Linked DNA regions of Homo sapiens: region 2 is linked to region 1. Evidence: read pairs that join two places in POLR2A ChIA-PET (ENCODE). Cell type or tissue: GM12878. All regions are shown on one strand. Each heading gives the region's core, and the rest is flanking DNA. Links, peaks and the distances in the headings are about the cores only. Region 1 has its middle 20 kb from the start of BOK. Region 2 overlaps PPP1R7 (protein phosphatase 1 regulatory subunit 7).

Region 1 (9,586 bases), core at 988-8,987:
TTTATACAAGTTGGAAAATATAGAATAATATAAATAATTTGCATAAGACTCATAATCTGGTTCACAGGCAACCATTATAAATATTTGAAAAAAATTTTTTTTTTTTTTTAGACAAGAGTTTCGCTCTTGTTGCCCAAGCTGGAGCGCAATGGCGCGATCTCGGCTCACTGCAACCTCCGCTTCCCAGGTTCAAGCGATTCTCCTGCCTCAGCCTCCCGAGTAGCTGGGATTACAGGCACCCGCCATGACATCTGGCTAATTTTTTGTATTTTTAGTAGAAACGGGGTTTCACCATGTTAACCAGGCTGGTCTCGAACTCCTGACCTCAGGTGATCCACCTGCCTGGGCCTCCCAAAGTGCTGGGATTGCAGGTGTGAGCCACCGCACCCGGCCAAATGTTTGAAATATTTTTATGCAACTACAGGAGGGAAGAGAGAAAGAAAGAGGGAGAAGGGGAAGGGGGAAGTTGGGACCTAATAGGAGCACTTTTTCTGTCTGTTTTCCCCACTTACATTGTAGCTTGTGAGCACCTTGCTAAGCCATTACCATGTTTTATGCACAATAGTTTGATGGCTGCGCCATACTCCATGGGATGGATGTCTTATATAAATTGTTCATGTCATTGCGTATTTAAGTTGAAACAGCCCAGTGACATTTGAGCTACATCATTGTGCATCTCTGACATTTTCTCAGCACTAACACTCAAAAGTGGAGCCGCTGGCTCAGTGGGAAGGGGCGTTTTTAAAGCTCTGCATTTGGAACAAGTTACAAAGGAGAGTGCCATCCTGCGCAAGCCCACAGCCAGGGTCTGCATGCCAGAGAGGGCCAAGGAGTCTAGGCTCAGAAGGTAAAGCCAGTGTTTGGTCTGGGGTCTGATGCAGTCCAGTTAGTGACCAGGGTTGGTGTTGGCTGCCTCCAGGAGGCTGGGCGGGAGCCAGAGGCTGGGCAGCCAGTTAGGAGGCACCCGAAGGCACCTGGGCATCACCAAAACGGGTTTGAATGTTCCCAAAACTTAAATTCAGCTTCAGGGCTGGGTGTGGTGGCTCACGCCTGTAACCCCGGCACTTTGGGAGGCCGAGGTCAGGAGTTCGAGACCAGCCTGGCCAACAGGGTGAAACCCTGTCTCTGCTAAAAATACCAGAAAAATTAGCCAGGCGTGGTGGTGCATGCCTGTAGTCCCAGCTACTCGGGAGGCTGAGGCAGGAGGATTTCTTAACCTGGAAAGCGGAGGTTGCAGTGAGCTGAGGACACACCACTGCACACCAGCCTGGGCGACAAAGCAAGACTGTCTCCAAAAATAGAAAAAAAAAAATCATCTTCATCAGATGAAGAGCTGCCTCTGGTGAGGACAGAGAAGTGACCGAATCCCTGGGGTGCTGCCCAGCACTGCAACCTCTTGGGATATGTGGGCCAGGCTGCTTGGCCCAAGTCCAGGCGGGCACAGGGTGAGTCCCGGCTCAGGAGGGTTTTGTGAAGGACACTGAGGGACGCTGTTGCCATCCACTTGGAAACGCTGAGTGCCCCAGAGTGGCAGACACAGTGTCCAGTCCTGGCACTGAAGAGCTTGACTCCCGTCCGTCCCAGCAGCCGTCTCCCATAGTCTGGCGAGGCCGGGAGGCCCAGGCTGCCACACCGCACGCGCCTTCCCTGTGTCCTTCACCCATCTCGCCCCTGAACGGGATGCCCACTCTACGCCCAGCTGGCCAGGCGCCGGAGACAGTGGTGGGCACACTGGACAGAGCTGGGCGTCCCCTTGGGGCAGACTCTTGTCCCTGGGTTACACAGCTTCGGGGGTTGGGTTGGGTGGGGTTGGGGCGGACGTCCCGTGCAGGGCAGGACAGGTCAGGGCGCACTGGTCGGAGCTGGGGCCTGAGGCTACCGGGCGCTGAGGACGGGCGGCAGGTGTCCGCGCACACACCGGGCGCAGCCCTGTCCCCGCTGCCAAACCCTCCGCAGCGGCCGCGCTTACTCCTCGGCCAAGCCTGCTCTGCAGAGGGGGAAACGGAGGCTCCGGCCAGCGGGGCCCCAGCTGGTCAGCGCGTCTCAGCCTAGCGGAAGCCTGCGTCCCTGGGCTTCCCTGGTGCCGCTTCCCCGCTGTCCGCGCCTGGCGCCCTGGGAGCGGGGGTCAGAGTCGTGACCCGAGGAATCTTGGGGCCGATGAAGCAGGAGGACAGGACCCTCCTGGAGCCGGGGGACGACGGTGCCCGGTGCCCGGCAGGTCAGGTGGCGCCGGAATCGCGGGGCAGGGGTCCCTCCGGCCGCGCCCCTTCCCTTCCGCGGCACATTCTGAAGGTTCTGCCGATGGAGAGAGTGGGGCTGGAGAGCGAGATGCTGGACGGGGCCGAGGGACAGGGATCTGCTGTTGGGGAACGGAGGGCTGCGCGGACCACGCACCGGCCCCAATCCCCCAATCGTCCACACCCCTCCTTGTGGCTGGAAACCCTCGGGTACCCCCACCTGCCCCAGGCACCCGTCTCCAACAAGGGCACTTCTGCCCTGTGGGGCCGCTACTGCGCTCTTGAAGCCGGGAGCTTCGCACCTGTGCGCAGAGAAGCCCCGCCCCTCCCAGCGGCCACGCCCCAACAACCACGCCCCCACGCGTGGCCCCGCACGGTCCTCGCCTCGGAGGCAGCCCCACCCCTCTCTTCGGTCCTCTCATGACCACGCCCCTTCTCACCCCGCCCCTGGTGACAGGCCCCGCCCCCGCCGCGGCCCCGCCCCACACGACCACACCCGCCTCGGCCCCGCCCCTCGCCTGGCCCCGCCTTTCATGGCCGCGCCCCGCCCCTGGCCGCGGCCGGTGTCGTCCTCCGTGGGCGCCGGGGCTGCTGCTTTCCTTGGCGTCGCGAGCGAGCGGTGGACTTGCCGGCTGGGTGCAAGCAGGGCGGGCGCGGAGCGGGGCTCATCTGGGGCGGCCGGGCCCCACCTGCAGCCGAGCGACGGACGGCAGGCCCTGTCCTCCCACAGGGACACCTGTCCTTTCCCTTCGCAGGCGTTCTTTTTCTTCAGCTGTTTCCCGCTTCCTGAGATCTGGAGGCCTTCTTTTTGCACAAATATGTTGTTTTGAAACACTGGGCATTGTTCTGAGGCTTCAGTCACGGCCTGCAGCCAAACGCAACTCGCATTTCAACCGAGCGCCCCGGCACTCTGGGGAATTAGGGGAGCGGATGAAAGATTTAAAAATCCACGGTCACTGTGCAGAGATAAGGAAATGTGATTCGTGTGTGGCTCTGAAACATGACTTTTCACTGAACGTCGCGTCCTGGGCATGTTCCCAGGCGATCCTTCACATTCCTAAAGGCCTGGTAATGCACCCATACCTGGAACCCCGGGCCACCCTCCAGAGTGACCTCATCCTCAGCACTGCCTCAGACTCAGACACCCGAAGCTGCAGAGGTGGGACCCCGCATCACAAGTGGGAAGGCGAGGCCTGCCTGGGGTGTGGACTCCCAGCTGCTGGAGGAACATTGTCCTTTGGCTCAGAAGAGAAAGCCAGTTTCTCTTCCGGCCTTTCCAGTTCCAGAGGAGCCCCCAGGGTGTCCCTGGTTTGGGGACAGTTCCCACTTACAAGCTGAAGGAGAATCCCACTCACCATTGGACAGAGGAGAAACAGGCCCAGCGAGGGGAGTGCTTGCCTGTACAGAGTGAGTTGGTGGGGAGGTGGATAAAAGTCTCGGGGTGGGAGAGACCCCCAGGGGTCCAGACTGAGCCCACACCAGGATGGTCGGACGACCCAGGGCCACCTCTGCCCCAGGAGCTCACCTGACAACCCAGGGGGCGGTGAGACCTCCTTGTTGGGGGCATCCTCCTTGATGATGCAAAGCTGCCAGAGCATCCCAGGGACACCCCCAGGGGCTCTGACACCTGCTGTCAGAGTCACTTTCCCCAAAAGGACCTTCTCCTGTAGCCCCCAATGTTGTCCTCAGCTCCCCCACTTCTCTTGATCCACCAGGCTTCATGGCCAAGATGGGTGGGCCCACTGTGTGACTGGGGGTCCCCTGGGGGAGAGTCAGCAGTCTACCCCACCCCTCTTTGAGGGCCCATGGAACCTGGGGATTCCCTTCTGGAACCCACTCCCAGGGAGAAAGCAAAGTACCTGGCCAGGAAGGTGAAGCCCAAAGACAGCCCGAGCCGCTCACCGCCCCCGCCCCGTGTTCTCTGTGAGGGAGCCCCCTGGAAGGGGGTGCTTCTCTGACTCTCCCAAAGTGGGAGAAGCCCACTGGGTGGCACAGAGGCCTCCAGCCTAGGCCCAGAGCAGGGGTGGCTGGCAGAATTCTATTCCCAGCACCCAGGTCACAGCATCACTGCTGCCACTCAAATGCCACAGGACAGACTGGACAGGCGGAGAGAGACAACAGCTTCACCTCCCCTCCTCCTCTAGGCCCCTGGGACCCCAAGGGAGAATCTGAACTCTAGCAGACGAGCCTCTGTCTTTGGCCTAATCATCTACCCACCTGGGAGACCGTTGCCCTCACACAGCATGGCCTGGCAAGGAGAGAGGTGTGGGCCACATCCCAGCCTTCTTGTTAAGTGTGAAGTCCAGGTCCTCCTCCCCCAGCACCTTTCTTTCCCACTCAGCACATTCAGAGCCTGGCTACGGCCACTTCCTTTCTGTTCCAGGTATGGGGGACGTCACACGGCCTTTAGGAACGTGAAGAAACACCTGGGAACACATCCAGGGCACGATGTTTGGCAAAAACACGTTTCAGAGCCGCACGTGAATTTTGTACAAATGTGAATTCTCTCACAAGCATGGATTTTTAAATCTCTCATCCACTCTCCTAATTCCTCAGAGTGCTTGAGCGCTCAGTTGAAATGCATGTTACGTTTGGCTGTGGGCCGTGACTGAAACCTCAGAACAATGCCCAGTCTCTGCCCCCCTCCCCCTGCCCCTCTCTTGAAGTGGCCTCTGCCCTGTGTGGTGACCCCCAACCTCAGCTTCTGGGTGGGCCTCTGGCTAAGTTGGAAGTGGCTGCCACCCCACACCTCAGAGTGTTTCTGACAACACTGAAATTGCACCTTCGTTTACGCTGAACCTTGCAGCCTAAATCAGCAGCCCCTTTCTGACTCCTTTAAATTTGGTGGAAAGATTTTCTCTCCCCATGGGACATCTTTCCTGCCTCTGGCTTGGCCACTCCTCCCTCCAGGAGGCTCACCTGGGCCCTCCTGGCTTTCACCTCTCTCCTTGTCAGCCCAGTGTCTGCACATCCGCTTTGCTTTTCCTTCGCCTCTGGGCCTGACATGTGTGTTTCTGGCGTGTTCCTTCAGTGAGTCTCGTATCACGTCACGGATTCTGCATCTGCCAACAGCTTCCATGACTTAAGCATACCTCCCTCCCTACTCCCCAGGCGGTTGATCCTCATCCTTCCAGGGGTGTCCCCCATCAGACCCACAGCCAGGACTCCCCATTAGGGACACAGATGTAATCGCAGTGAATTCATATCATTTTATGTTGCCCCAGCTTTCAATTTTAAATACTTTTATTTTACTTTTTTTTGGAGACAGAGTCTTGCTCTGTCACCCAGGCTGGAGTGCGTGGTGCCATCTTGGCTCACTGCAACCTCCACCTCCCAGGTTCAAGCAGTTCTCCTGCCGCAGCCTCCCAAGTAGCTGAGACTACAGGCATGCACCACCATGCCCAGCTAATTTTTATATGTTTAGTAGAAACTGGGTTTCACCCTGTTGACCAGGCTGGTCTTGAACTCATGACCTCAGGTGATCCACCTGCCTCGGCCTCCCAAAGTGATGGGATTACAAGCGTGAGCTACCGTGCCTGGCATATTTTACTTTATTTTTTAATTGATACAATAATTGTATAAATTTATGGGGTACATAATGATGTTTCCATACATATATAGTGATTAGATCAGGGTAATTAGCTTATCATCTCAAACATTTATCATTTTTTCATGTTGGAAACATTCAGTATTCTCCTTCTGGCTATTTGAAGCTATAGGAGATATTATTGTTAACTATAAAGCATCCATTTTGCATACAGATGCTCCTGGACTTACGATGAAGCTGCATCCCAATAAACACATCATAAGTTGAAAATATCGCAAGTCAAAAATGCATTGAATACACATAACCTACCAAACATCATAGCTTAGCCTGGCTTTCCATAAACGTGTTCAGAACACTAACATCAGCCTGCAGCTGGGCAAACTCACCTGGGGACACAGTGGCCTGCAGAGTGAGTCGCTTACCCTCCGCCTGGTGCGGCTGACCCGGAGCTTCAGCTTCCTGCCATGGGTATGGTAGGACGTATGGCTAGCCCAGGAAAGATCAAAATTCAAAGTACAGTTTCTACTGAATGCATATTGCTTTAGCATCATTGTAAAGCTGAAAATTCCTAAATTGAACCATCATAAGTCGGATACTCTCGGCATGAGTTCAACTTTCTTGTATCTGAAGCAGGACAGGCTCCGACAGTTCATGAAACTTGGCCACTCGCTTTAACCTTTTTCCATTTTAGAAAAAAAAAAATTCAGCTCCCTGCTAGCGCTCATTTAATTTTACATAAACATACTCTTTGAGGCTGAAGCAAATCTGACTAATTTTTAATGTGAAAATAAAATATAAATCTATTCTTGGAGGCCAGGAGTGGTGGTGCACACCTGTGGTCCCAGCTACTCAGGGGGCTGAGGTGGGAGGATCGCTTGAGCCTAGGGGGTCAAGGTGGCAGTGAGCTGTGTTCGTGCCATCCCACTCCGGCCTAGGTGACAGAGTGAGACACTGCCTCAAAAAAAAGAAAAGAAAAAACTGTTCTTGGAGTTATTTCTAAACAGAACTAACGTCAAAATCATCTGAATCATTAGAATGATCCATCTGGGGCTGGGCGTGGTGGCTCACGCCTGTAATCCCAGCACTTTGGGAGGCCGAGGTGGGTGGATCACTTGAGGTCAGGAGTTGAAGACCAGCCTGGCCAACACTGTAAAACCCCGTCTCTACTAAAAATACAAAAATTGGCCAGGTGTGGTGGTGCATGCCTTTAGTCCCAGCTACTCGGGAGGCTGAGGCAGGAGAACTGCTTGAACCCAGGAGGCGGAGGTTGTAGTGAGCCGAGCTGGTGCCACTGCACTCCAGCCTGGGTGACAGAGTGAGACTCCATCTCCAAAAAAAAAAAAGTAATCTATTTGTGAAAAATTTATCAAACGGATCTTCAGCCAACAACTGTTTGAGGACAATATTAACATCACGTGTAGGAATGCTGTGTTTTCTAGGACTTGAGGTTTTCAGCCATAGAGAATGACTATATTTTGTGAATGGAAACATCACTACTAAAGCCAGAATGCTATGAATCGTGACGTCTTTTGTTTCCGAAGTCAATATACCAGAGTGATGTGAAAATAATGAAAGTGAGATATTGTGTGGCAAAGTTATCTCTGGGTAAATGCTGCAGCCGCAAGCGCTGTTGGTGACTATTCTTGGGGCAAATGGGAAAAGGGTTAAACCTGCTAGTTGGAACTCCCCAAGGGGAGCCTGCCTGGGTAGGACCCTGGGGCCCAGGAAAGGGCTCAGCCACAGCCCCTCCCGCGCTGTCCGGCTCCCACCTGCTGGCTGACATGTGTGTCCCGGAAGGCTTCCTCCTTCCCACTGGCCCTGCGAGGTTTGCTGCCCTGTTCCCTCTGGGATCTGAGTCACGAAACTGCTTCTGTAGCTTCACGTGTTAGTGGGGCCAGCTCCTCTGTGTCTCCCCTGACTGACACACCTGAACCTAACTTCTTTCCCAGTTAGGGCTCTCCTAGAGAGTGGACCACTTAGCAGGAATAAACCCAACACAGGTCAGACCAGAGCCACAAGGGCACCTGCTGGTGTAAACAAGCCCCTGGTCACAGGTCAGGCCCCCAGGCATTAAGCCGTCTGCCAGGATAAAGAAGTGTCCCTGAAAGCTCACTGTGCCCACCCACCACCACCAGCTCCCCCGGAGCTAGATTTTATGTCCACTCTCCAGAGAGAGCAACCCTAGACCAAACTAGAGTAAAACACAACAAGAGTAGAAAAATGTAGTAAAATAATTAGGAAGTGATGAGTTTCCAGTATTTATTATCCATGTTTGTATTTGTGTGTGTGTTTGAGACAGCGTCTCAGCTGACTTAGCTAGACTCCCAGGCTAGAATGCAGCGGTACCATCACGGCTTACTGCAGTCTCTGACTCCTGGGCTCAAGTGATCCTCCCACCTCAGCCTCCTGAGTAGCTGGGACTACAGGCATGAACTGCTATGCTCTGATAATTTATTGTTTAAGAGATGGGGTTTTACTATGTTGTCCAGGCTGGTCTCAAACTCCTGGGTTCAAATGATCCACTCACCTTGGCCTCCCAAAGTGCCGGGATTACAGGTATGAGTCACTGCACCCACCTCTTATTATCTGTGTTTTTAAAATATAACTCATTTGGTTATAAGTGTTTATAATTAATTTTTAATAATGACTGTGTTTTAACAACCAGCTCAGAATTCCTGTAAATTTAAGGCTGGGCTCCCGAGACCCCCGGGAATTGGCTCCAGCACATCTCGAGGCCCTGCAGCTCCTACAGTGTTTCTTGGGTTCCCTTTTGCAGTCTGAACCCCACGACCTTGGGATGCAGACAACAGCAGCCTCCGCACCTCCAAAACTGTCACCCCAAACTCTCAACCCAGTGCCTTTTCCAGTGCCTGCCTGATCTACGTGTGGCCACATTTTCTCTGGAATTGTCCAAGGTTGGGGGACCCAGTTGCTGTCATAGGCCCTCTGTGAATATCTCAGGAAGTGCCCCCCAGCAGTCTCTGGGCGTCTGTCCTGGAGTGAGATGAGACTGTCTGTAAGCCACCCTGGGCCTCCTGGTGCCCGGGCTAATGGTGATTCTCCAAGCCAGTTACCCAGGCACAGGCCTCAGATTTGGGTCAGTCTCCCAGCTGTGGCCACTTCCGCAGAGGAAGAGAGGGGCCCAGAAGTGCTTCTTGTTCCATCCTGAGGTCAGTGACCCTCCCTGGGTGAAGCAAGGTCAGGACCCTGCCATTTAAAGCCAGTCCAGGCTGATGGGCTTGACCGACCCGAGGTGGCCTGAGAGCACTGTCTGGAGGGGGATGGGTCGACTCAGGATGCAGCGGGGCAGAGTGAAGTTCACAGCAGTACACTGTGGGTGGCAAGCAGCCCCGACCCGCACCAGCTCACCTGCGTCTGGTCCCAGCGTCCCTGGGGTCTCAGTCTGCGCACTGAGAGACGCCCACTCAGAACCTCTGGGGCTGCACCCGTTGGCTCCTGCCACCTTTCCCGGGGCCCTACCCCTCATTCTACCCTGCAGACCCCACCAGGGAGTGTCCACCTGGTCCCGTCTGGCCCTGTCCAGGGAGCAAGTCCTACCACTGAGCTCACCAAGACTGAAGCAATTTCAATTCCAGTTCCTGCTGGCTCTGACTTAATACCTTCATTCATTGCTTGGCTTTTCAGCCTCATCTCTGCAGTGGGGCTTGAACCCCGTCCTCCTGTGGGACATTGGTCCCCGCCGGCTGAGGCTGGACGCCAGGCCACTGTCGCCTGCTTCCAGACACAGAGCACAGCAATCCCAGCCCACTGCTTTGAGTTCCTCATCCGTTTCTATACCAGA
Region 2 (9,586 bases), core at 740-8,739, 360 kb after region 1:
GGGTTTTCACCGTGTTACCCAGGCTGGTTTTGAACTCCTGAGGTCAAGCAATCCACTCGCCTTGACCTCCGAAAGTGCTACGATTACAGGCACGAGCCACCATGCCCAGTCTCCCACATTATTTTCTACTGATTTCCTATTTCACCACCGCCCATGAATCACCAATTGCTCTGGAGCCTATCCTGTGTGTGATGCCAGGGAGGGGCAGTGTTCATTTTTCCACATAGTGCACTCTGCCAACATCATGAGGACACTGTCCACCCCTCCCCGACCCCCGGACACTTTTCCCAGTCCCCGAGTCCCCTGGGTTCCTGCTGAGGTGTCCCTGTCTTGGTGCTGTTAGGTCAGGCCTCCCCCCACACTCTCACTGTGGGTTTGCAGCACTCAGGATCTGGTAGGAAAGCGTCTCTCCCAGCTCTTTTTCAAAATGAATTGAATCACAATGTTGACTTTTTTCTTCCATATACATTTTAGAATTTGTCGGGCACGGTAGCTCATGCCTATAATCCCAGCTTTTAGGAAGGCAGAGGTGGGAGGACAGCTTGAGCCTAGGAGTTTGAGACTTGCCTGGGCAATATAGCAAGACCCTGTTCGCCAAAAAAGGAAAAAGAAAAAGCCGGGCACGGTGGCTCACTCCTGTAATCCCAGCACTTTGGGAGGCAGAGGCAGGTGGATCATGAGGTCAAGAGATCAAGACCATCCTGGCCAACATGGTGAAACCCCGTCTCTTCTAAAAATATAAAAATTAGCTGGGTGTGGTGGCATGTGCCTGTAGTCCTACCTACTCAGGAGGCTGAGGCGGGAGAATCGCTTGAGCCCGGGACGCGGAGTTTGCAGTGAGCACAGATCGCGCCACTGCACTCCAGCCTAGCGACAGAGCGAGACTCTGTCTCAGAAAAAAAAGGAAAAAAAATTAAATTTTAGAATTTAATGTGTCTCAAAAAATCAAATGGTGGCTGGGTGCGGTGGCTCACCCCTGTAATTCCGGCATTTTGGGAGGCTGAGGTGGGCGAATCACCTGAGGTCAGGAGTTTGGGACCAGCCCGGCAACATGGCAAAACCCCATCTCTACTAAAAATACAAAAATCAGCTGGGTGTGGTGGCGGGTGCCTGTAATCCCAGCTACTAGGGAGGGTGAGGCAGGAGAATCGCTTGAACCTGGGAGGTGGTGGCTGCAGTGAGCTGAGATTGCGCCATTGCACTCCAGCCTGGGTGACAGAGAATGACTCCTTAAAAAAAAAAAAAATCAAATGGCATTTTGATTAGGATTGTGCTGGATTTAGCATACCTTTCCTCATCACTTCCACATTTTTTGTATGTTTGTAAAAATGTCTGTTAAAGAACAGATGGCTGGGTATTAATTTGGAGCCTTTTAAAACTTGAGACAGGGTCTCCCTCTGTCACCCAGGCTGGAGTGGGTACAATCATGGCTCACTGCAGCCTCGCCCACATTGGACAGTACGGTTCTAGAGTCCTGGTTCCTCAAGTAGACGGTTCTAGAGTCTAGAGTCCCGGAGGCAGAAGGGACCTTGGTGACCACATGATGTGGCCCTCATTCTGCAGGAGGAGAAATCTGAGACCCTGGGAGGTGACGATGCCCTGGTAGCATTAAATCCAGACTTCGGGTGTCTGTCAATGTACATTTTATATTAAAAAAGCCAAAATAACAATGGGGTGAGAACAGGAGGCCACTATACCAGTGGCCAAGAGTTCAGATCCTTGGAGGCCGTCTTTGGAGAGGCTCAATGGGACTCGTATTCTGGCAGCAGCACAGCACCGTGTGGGACACAGGACACCCTCCCCACACCTGAGCTTTCACCCACAGGCAAGGGATGTGGCGAGAACTGACGGGCACACGTGAAAACAGTCAGCCCTGCCCGGCGCTCTTTGAAGGAGAGCTCTAAGGAACACAAGCACACAGGGCTGAGTCAGCTTTTACCCAGCTTTTTTAACTTACCTAATTTTTAAAAAATTGAAAATGGCTGGGTTAAAAGACTAAAAAACCTCGGTTGTTGCAGGTCAAGACTGCCTGAACCCTGCACACCAGGACTAGGGCCAGCTAGGCCAGCCCCCGAATGCCACTCGGACAGCACGTGAATGCCTGTAAAGCACTCTCAGGCCCTGTGTTTCACACGACTCAGGTAGGGACTGTGACTGCCTTCTGAGAGAAGGAAACAGGGATTTCTAGCGAATGAACGCAACGTGTCTTATGTTCTCTCTGTGGCTACAATAACTGTCAACAATCACCCAGGAGGACAGTGTGGCAAGATTTAATTGCAACGGCATCTGAAAATGGTGTGTGACGTCGCGCGCGCCAGCTATCGTCAGTGCCTTTATTGCCATTGGGTTTGTGACTGTTGATATAGTGACGACCTCAGGAGCAACAGGTGGGTTAAAAACCCGTGGCTGGGCAGTTCTTCCGAGGAGAGGGACCACATGAGGAGCCAAGAAGGACTCAGAACCTGACGAACGTGGCATCGATCTGCCGCACGGAGGGGAGGGCGAGCATGACCTTCCGCCGGTACTGGGGGTCCTTCTGCAAGGGGTTCCGCTCCAGGTACACTGTCTCCAGGCTCCTGGCTCCCTTCAGCTCGTCGAGGTCGCTCCAGCTCTCAAGGAGATTGTCGTTCATCTGGGGACACACACAGCAGAAAAGCCTTTAGAACCAAACAGCCCAGCCCTCGACTCTGGTGGGGTCCACTAGCCACCCTCCTCCTTCCCACTCAGAAGATGGCGAGCAGGTGTGGGTCTTCCCTGGCACCTCATGGGACCTTCCATGGCCTCTTGGTGCATCCTGGCCACCTTCAGCTGCATCCCAAGTACAAGTTACCTGTCCATAGCCAACCCTGGGCCAGTCACTATGACGGGGCCAAGTCCACATTCAGGTCAGCAGAGGAAGGACAAAGCAGTTCTGGCCACCTGCCTGCTACACTTGTCCATAGGCAAGTGTCAAAGCAGGGTGGGCTGCACTTTCTACAAACCAGTTCTCAGCCATCATTCCCAAGGCTGCACTCTGCGCCATCACTGTGACACAGCAGACAGAGGCCGCTCTACTTAAAACTCTCAACTCTTCTGTAAATTACCTCTATGGCTCTCTCCACAAGGAAGTCCCAGCTGCTGCTTTCACCCAATACCAAGTGCAGGGACACAAATCGTGAGCAGGTGGGATTCAGAGGTCTGAGTTGCAGGCTACATTTTACCATCTTGGCCCTGCCATGCCCAGTTGGAGGGACCTGCCTTTGGCAGGAAGAGTTCTCTTGCATTTTTTTTTTTTTTGAGACAGAGTCTCGCTCTGTCGCCCAGGCTGGAGTGCAGTGGTGCCATCTCCAGAACAAGGGGAGCCAGTCCAGCTTCAAACCCTGTTGGTCTGACCCTCCCTTTCAAACACCCTGTGTGTAGAAATCACATGTTCAGAGCTGCCCGGCCTCAGGGCCTGCCAGGCAAACCGCGGTGGCAAGAGCACGGGCACTGCTCCTGAAGAGGCAGCTGGACTTGACTGTGAACCTACAATGGGCACAGGCAGGGGCACTCGTTATAGGGTGACAGACTTCGACTCCTTTTACAGGGAAGTTAGGAAGGGAACTGTCCATGTGGAACGGAAGGCAAGCAGGGGCGTTCTACTCTGGGGCCCACACTGCCCACTGCCCTGCCCACAGCTGTGGTCCGACTGGGGGGTCCCTGCATGGACTTCTGGACCTCTGCTCTGCACAGCTCCCCTTCTCTCTGGGGCCCTGTCTGGCACACTCTAGCTGCCAGAGATGTTGATCTCTGCCTCTTCCACTCAGAAGTACTGTGTTCTGCTTGGGAAACATCCCAGGTAAGGAGTGGGGTGATCACGGGGCTCGCGCTGGAACTCCCTCCTCAGAGCCTGCAGGTGCGTGCTGCCTGCTGTCCACTGCCTGAATAGAGTTGTTTCATATTTTTCTATCTGTCTGTGGCAGGAGGGCTAGTTTTGCACCAGGTCCACTGTCACAGCCAGGCTGTCTTTAGTAACTTACCGTGTGTCAGGGGCTTCCCAGAGAGGAATATAACGTGCATCTCACAGGTTTGCCTGTTTGAGGAACCCTATTTTCTTTTTTTTGAGAGGGAGTCTCGCTCTGTCGCCCAGGCTGGAGTGCAATGGGGCAATCTCTGCTCACTGCAACTTCCGCCTCCTGGGTTCAAGCGATTCTCCCACCTCAGCCTCCCAAGTAGCTGGGATTACAGGCACTCGCCATCATGCTCGGCTAATTTTTGTATTTTTGTAGAGATGGGGTTTCACCACGTTGGCCAGCCTGGTCTTGAACTCCTGACCTCAAGTGATCCACCCGCCTCAGCCTCCCAAAGTGCTGGGATTACAGGCGTGAGCCACTGCGCCTGGCCTGAGGGACCCTATTTTCACAGAACCTTTTGTGGGACTAGTGCGTACCAGCCTTGGGAAACCAAGAATTCCAAATCCTAGAGCTTAGCCCTTGAAGAGGGACTGACACCTGCTGGGAGGAGCTGCACCACCAGGGCTGGTGCCCTGCTGCTGCTGTCCCGACCAGTGCCTCCATGTGGACGGGACGTGAGCGTACCTTCTTAAATGCTACTCTGTTACTACACTCGCACCGCCCCGCTGGTTGTGTGGCCAGTGCAGAGCCTGCAACACTAGAATTACAGGGGAAGCCATCCACCTGCCAGGCCTGTGATTGGCCGGTCACTGGTCAGTTAACAGAAAGAGCCCCTTAAAGTGGAGAGTCACGAAAATGATGCACACACACGCCTTAAACCAAGCTTGTCCAACCCACGGCCTGCAGGCTGTAAATGGCCTAGGATGGCTTTGAATGAGGCCCAACGCAAATCTGTAAGCTTAAAAACATTTTGAGATTTTTTTGCGATTTTTTCACTTTTTTTTTTTTTTTTTTTTTTAGCTCACCAGCGATCGTTAGAGTATTTTATGTGTAGCCCAAGACAATTCTTCTTTTTTCCAGTGTGGCCCAGGGAAGCCCAAAGACTGAACACCACTGCCTTAACCACTTCTACCACAAAACACACAAAAAGGACATTCATTTAATGAAAGTAGCAATATCACACTGTTTGGAAGAAGTAAGATTTTCTTGTAGCATAGTCTATTTAAAAAATGATTCAAAACACCACTGGCAGTTGACTCAGGCTTTCAGCTCTGGCGTGGGAGGTCTTCAAGCTGTGTCACCTCCTTCTTTCTCGATATGTGATGTATTTGTGTTTGTCACACACCAGATGCTTCTTGTCTCACACATCACAGCATTTTCCAATGTCATTATTAGTCTAGATGGGCGGACCATCTTTATAAATTGCAGATGTTGTAATTTTCCATAGCACTGCCAATCTCAGAGCAGTTTTCTCCAGGACTTAGTAAACCTAACACGGGGAATTCTACTCACCACCAATGGTGCATTGTAAATAATGTGTAAATAATGTGTTTGATACTGGTAACTTTCAGAGATTCTTATCTTTGCATTTTTCCAAAATGGAACTAAAAACATTCACTTGTATGAGACTCTGTCTCCATAGACATTCCAGAGGCTCCTGAATCCCAGGATGGGGCAAAGATGTTACACTCATCATGGAAAAAAGATGACCTTATGTTTCTCTTATCAAGTTCTGCACACTGGGGCTGTCAGGGAGCCTGGCTGGGGAGCGCGGGCACATTCCTTTCCCCCAGAGGGACCACTTCAGTCTCTTCTAATCTTGAGCACCTCCCATGTCCTTCTCACACTGTTTTTTAAAAACTAAAATTGGCTTCTTGAAGAACTGTCTTGTAAAGTATCCCTCACTGTCATTTAGCTTGTTCTTCTAGCTCTTACACTTCCCATAAACTCAAAGTTAGGTATGAATGCTTGGTTAGATCAGACTAAACATTTTTGGTAGGTATACTGCACAGATGACTCACACTGGGGACACAGCACTTCAGGTGGTCCCACAATTAGGGATGCTAAGTTTTATCATGCAGATCAGCTGGTGACCCCAGATGACTCTGGGAACATGCTTTCCCTTTGCAATTAGCGAGTTCTCTGTGGCATGATCCTTGGGCCTGTGTGCAAACATCCCTTCTTCAACATCCTTCCCAGTAATCTCAGCAGCTGATCCCTTGCCCGAACCAACGGCTGGGATTCTGCTAGAGAACATCTTCTTGGCTGACGTTTTCCTGGCAGACTCTTTTGGTTTTTGGAACCCAAACTTGCATTTTGTATTTATGGGGTTTTCTATCTGTGTATTTTGCATATACATACATAGGATACCTGTATTTCCCTTCACAATTTTTTTGGCTGATATTATAGAAAATTCACATTAATTACCCCAAACTCAGTAATGTTTTAAGCAAAAGATGGGTAGAATTCTTAAGATACATTTCATAAACAACTGGTAGAATGTAAAAATCACTTATTTTCTGAAAATCTCCATGACAGTTTAACAAAGGAGATGCGTGACACAGGCACGGCCCATCAAGAGCCGTCCGTGGGGATGGTGAGGCTGCCAGACACAGGCACGGCCACATCGAGAGCTGTCCGTGGGGATGGTGAGCTACTCGGGAGGCTGAGGCAAGAGAATCCCTTGAACCCGGGAGGCGGAGGTTACAGTGAGCGGAGATTGCGCCACTGCACTCCAGCCTGGGGGACAGAGCCAGACTCCGTCTAAAAAAAAAAAAAAAAAATTAGCGGAGCGTGGTGGCGGGCACCTGTAGTCCTAGCTACTCGGGAGGTTGAGGCAGGAGAATGGTGTGAACCCAGGAGGTGGAGCTTGCAGTGAGCCGAGATCACGCCACTGCACTCCAGCCTGGGTGACAGAGCCAGACTCTGTCTCAAAAAAAAAAAAAAAAGCTGAAGACCAGTGACAAAGTAAAGTATCTGCAACACAGATGACATACTAAGGTTTAGTATCATTCATTGATAGAATCTCTATAAGTTAATAATAAAAGGGAAAATGCACTGGACTAAAGCTAGCAGAAAGTATCAAGAGGGAACAAAAGGACAAAGTGGTTGAAAACAGAGGCGCCAGGGTTAGACTCATCTGTAATTAAAGGAATGCAACTGAAACCTAATGAAATGGCCATCACTAGACTGAAGGGGAGCAGAAAGTGGGCCCAGGCCAGGCACACATGCTGGGAGGGAGGCACACAGCCTCTCCTCGAGCAGCCCCTACCTGTGCCCCCCGCTCCTTGCAGCTCACACCCAGACAGCCCTGGGTCAGGGGTGCCAAGCTGGCACAGGCTGCTTGTGCAGGGCGCTGCCTACAGGAAAGCATTCCATCAAGAGGGCTGAGGAAGCACAGCTGTGGCATGGAGCAGGCCTGCAATGTAATTTAAATGGCATCACTTGGCTTAAACGAGCGGGCAGCATCTGCCAACAGAGCATCTGGGAGGGTCCTGGGGAAGCCCCTGTGCCAGCAGGGCAGTGGGCAGATGGGCTCCATGCCGGCATCAGACACCATGAGGGTGGAAACTTTCCTGCCAAATGTTTCTCCTCCCCTGGCTACTGCCTTTGGTCACTGTGATGCTACCTTTCCCCTGGATTACTGGGAAGAGGGTGGGGGCCTGAGCAGGGCAGTGCTGGTCTCAGCCCACCCTCCAGGCCCTGGATGTCAGCTTGAAACAAGTCGCGTATGGCAGGGGCGGGATGCATCATATTGGTGAACTGTGTATTGCTATCCTCCACCTATTTTTCTATTGAATCGCTTTCTTTCACTTTAAAGAACTTTTTGTATGTCATAGAAAATAACCTTAACCTTAACCTCTCAGGCGACCAATGGACTCTTTCATCATGCAAAATACATACGCTTTATAAAATTAGATATACCTATTCTTTCTTTTTTCACTGATTTTTAAATCTTGGTTAGGAAGCTCTCTATGATTTTTTTTTTTTTAAGGTGGAGTCTAGCTTTGTCGCCAGGCTAGAGTGCAGTGGCACAATCTTGGCTCACTGCAACCTCTGCCTCCCAGGTTCAAGCGATTCTCCTGCCTCAGCCTCCCGAGTAGTGGTGACTACAGGCGCGTGCCACCACATCCAGCTAAATTTTTGTATTTTAGTAGAGACAGGGTTTCACCATGTTGGCTAGGATGGTCTCGATCTCCTGACCTGATCGTGCAGTGGCACGATCTTGGCTCACTGCAACCTCCGCCTCCTGGGTTCAAGCAATTCTCCTGTCTCAGCCTCTCCAGTAGCTGAGACTATAGGTGCATGCCGCCACGCCTGGCTCATTTTTGTATTTTTAGTAGAGATGGGGTTTCACCATATTGGTTAGACTAGTCTCAAACTCCTGACCTTAGGTGACCCACCCGTCTCAGCCTCCCAAAGTGCTGGGATGACAGGTGTGAGCCACCGTGCCCAGCTGCATGTGGTATTTTTAAGGCTCTAAATGCCCTACAGAAAACTTGTATGAAACACAGCTATCTCCGTAGTCACGAGAGTGCCTGCTGCCATCACAGGCTGGTTGCAGCTGCATTCTATGAGTCTTCACCAACCTGACAGATAACACTGTATCTCACTGTTTTAGTAGATTTTAAAAGTTAATGAGATATGGCCAGGCACAGTGGCTCACGCCTGTAATCCCAACACTTTGGGAAGCCGAGGCAGGCAGATCACTGGAGGCCAGGAGTTCAAGACCAGCCTGGCCAACATGGCAAAACCCCGTCTCTACTAAAAATACAAAAATTAGCCAGGCATGGTGGTGGCAGCCACCTGTAATCCCAACTACTTGGGAGGCTGAGGCAGGAGAATCACTTGAACCCGGGAGGTGGAGGTTGCAGTGAGCCGAGATCGTGCCACTACACTCTAGCCTGGACGACAGGAGCAAAGCTCCATCTCAAAAAAAAAAAAAAGAAAGAAAAAAAAATTAATGAGATAGGAAATGCTTTATGTATTTACAAGCAACTGTTACTTCTTGCTCTGTGAACACCCTAGTTTTCAAGTGGTACCTGGGTGTGAGCTGTTTTTAATGTAAGGATGTTAGCCCTGCATCTGACACATGTGGATAACATATTTTCCAATGTTATCTGTAGCTGGCCTCCACCCAGTTGGCCAGCCTTTTCTATGTTCCTTCTGCTCATTCAAATATGTTTCAGGCACTGACTGGGCATGGTGGCTCACACCTGTAATCCCAGCACTTTGGGAGGCCCAGGCAGGAGGATTGCTTGAGTTCAGGAGTTTGAGACCAGCCTGGACACCACAGTGAGACCTTGTCTCTACAAAAGATTTTAAAATGGTCCAGACATAGTGGCTCACTCCTGTAATCCCAGCACTTTGGGAAGCCGAGGTGGGCGGATTACCTGAGGTCAGGAGTTTGAGACCATCCTGGCCAACATGGTGAAACCCCGTCTCTGCTAAAAATGCAAAAATTAGCCAGGCGTGGTGGCATTCACCTGTAATCCCAGCTACTGAGAGGCTGAGGCAGGAGAATCGTTTGAACCTGGAAAGCGGAGGCTGCAGTGAGATTGTGCCATTGCACTCCAGCCTGGGTGACAAGAGCAAAACTCCATCTCAAAAAAACAAAAAACGAAACAAAACAAAAAACCCACAAATGTAGCCAGGTCATTGGTGCACACCTGCAGTCCCAGCTACTTGGGAGGCTGAGGTGGGAGGATCACTTG

What was found. Peaks named below come from ENCODE experiments on the same cell type or tissue, not always from the same donor. Only the 100,000 strongest peaks of a DNase experiment are listed, where the experiment ranks them.
Region 2: POLR2A ChIA-PET joins it to region 1 with 5 read pairs; 2 of 35 experiments call an interaction of 5 or more read pairs at or near these places.

What each region holds. Positions count from the first base shown.
Region 1 is chr2:241,534,390-241,543,975 of GRCh38, reverse strand. No RefSeq gene overlaps it. Among named protein-coding and RNA genes, the nearest start is that of BOK, 20 kb to the left of the region's middle. RefSeq lists silencers at 2,480-2,669, 2,680-2,799 and an enhancer at 2,980-3,029. In GM12878, for the core only: no CTCF peak of the experiment used is centred there; no DNase peak of the experiment used is centred there.
Region 2 is chr2:241,175,693-241,185,278 of GRCh38, reverse strand. PPP1R7 (protein phosphatase 1 regulatory subunit 7) reads right to left here. Exons shown (of 10, transcript NM_002712.3): 10 at 1,627-2,632. The coding sequence ends at 2,456. All of the region lies in intron 2 of LOC105373971 (a long non-coding RNA gene), which reads left to right. Among named protein-coding and RNA genes, the nearest start is that of ANO7, 8.2 kb to the left of the region's middle. In GM12878, for the core only: no CTCF peak of the experiment used is centred there; a DNase peak (open chromatin) is centred at 5,258.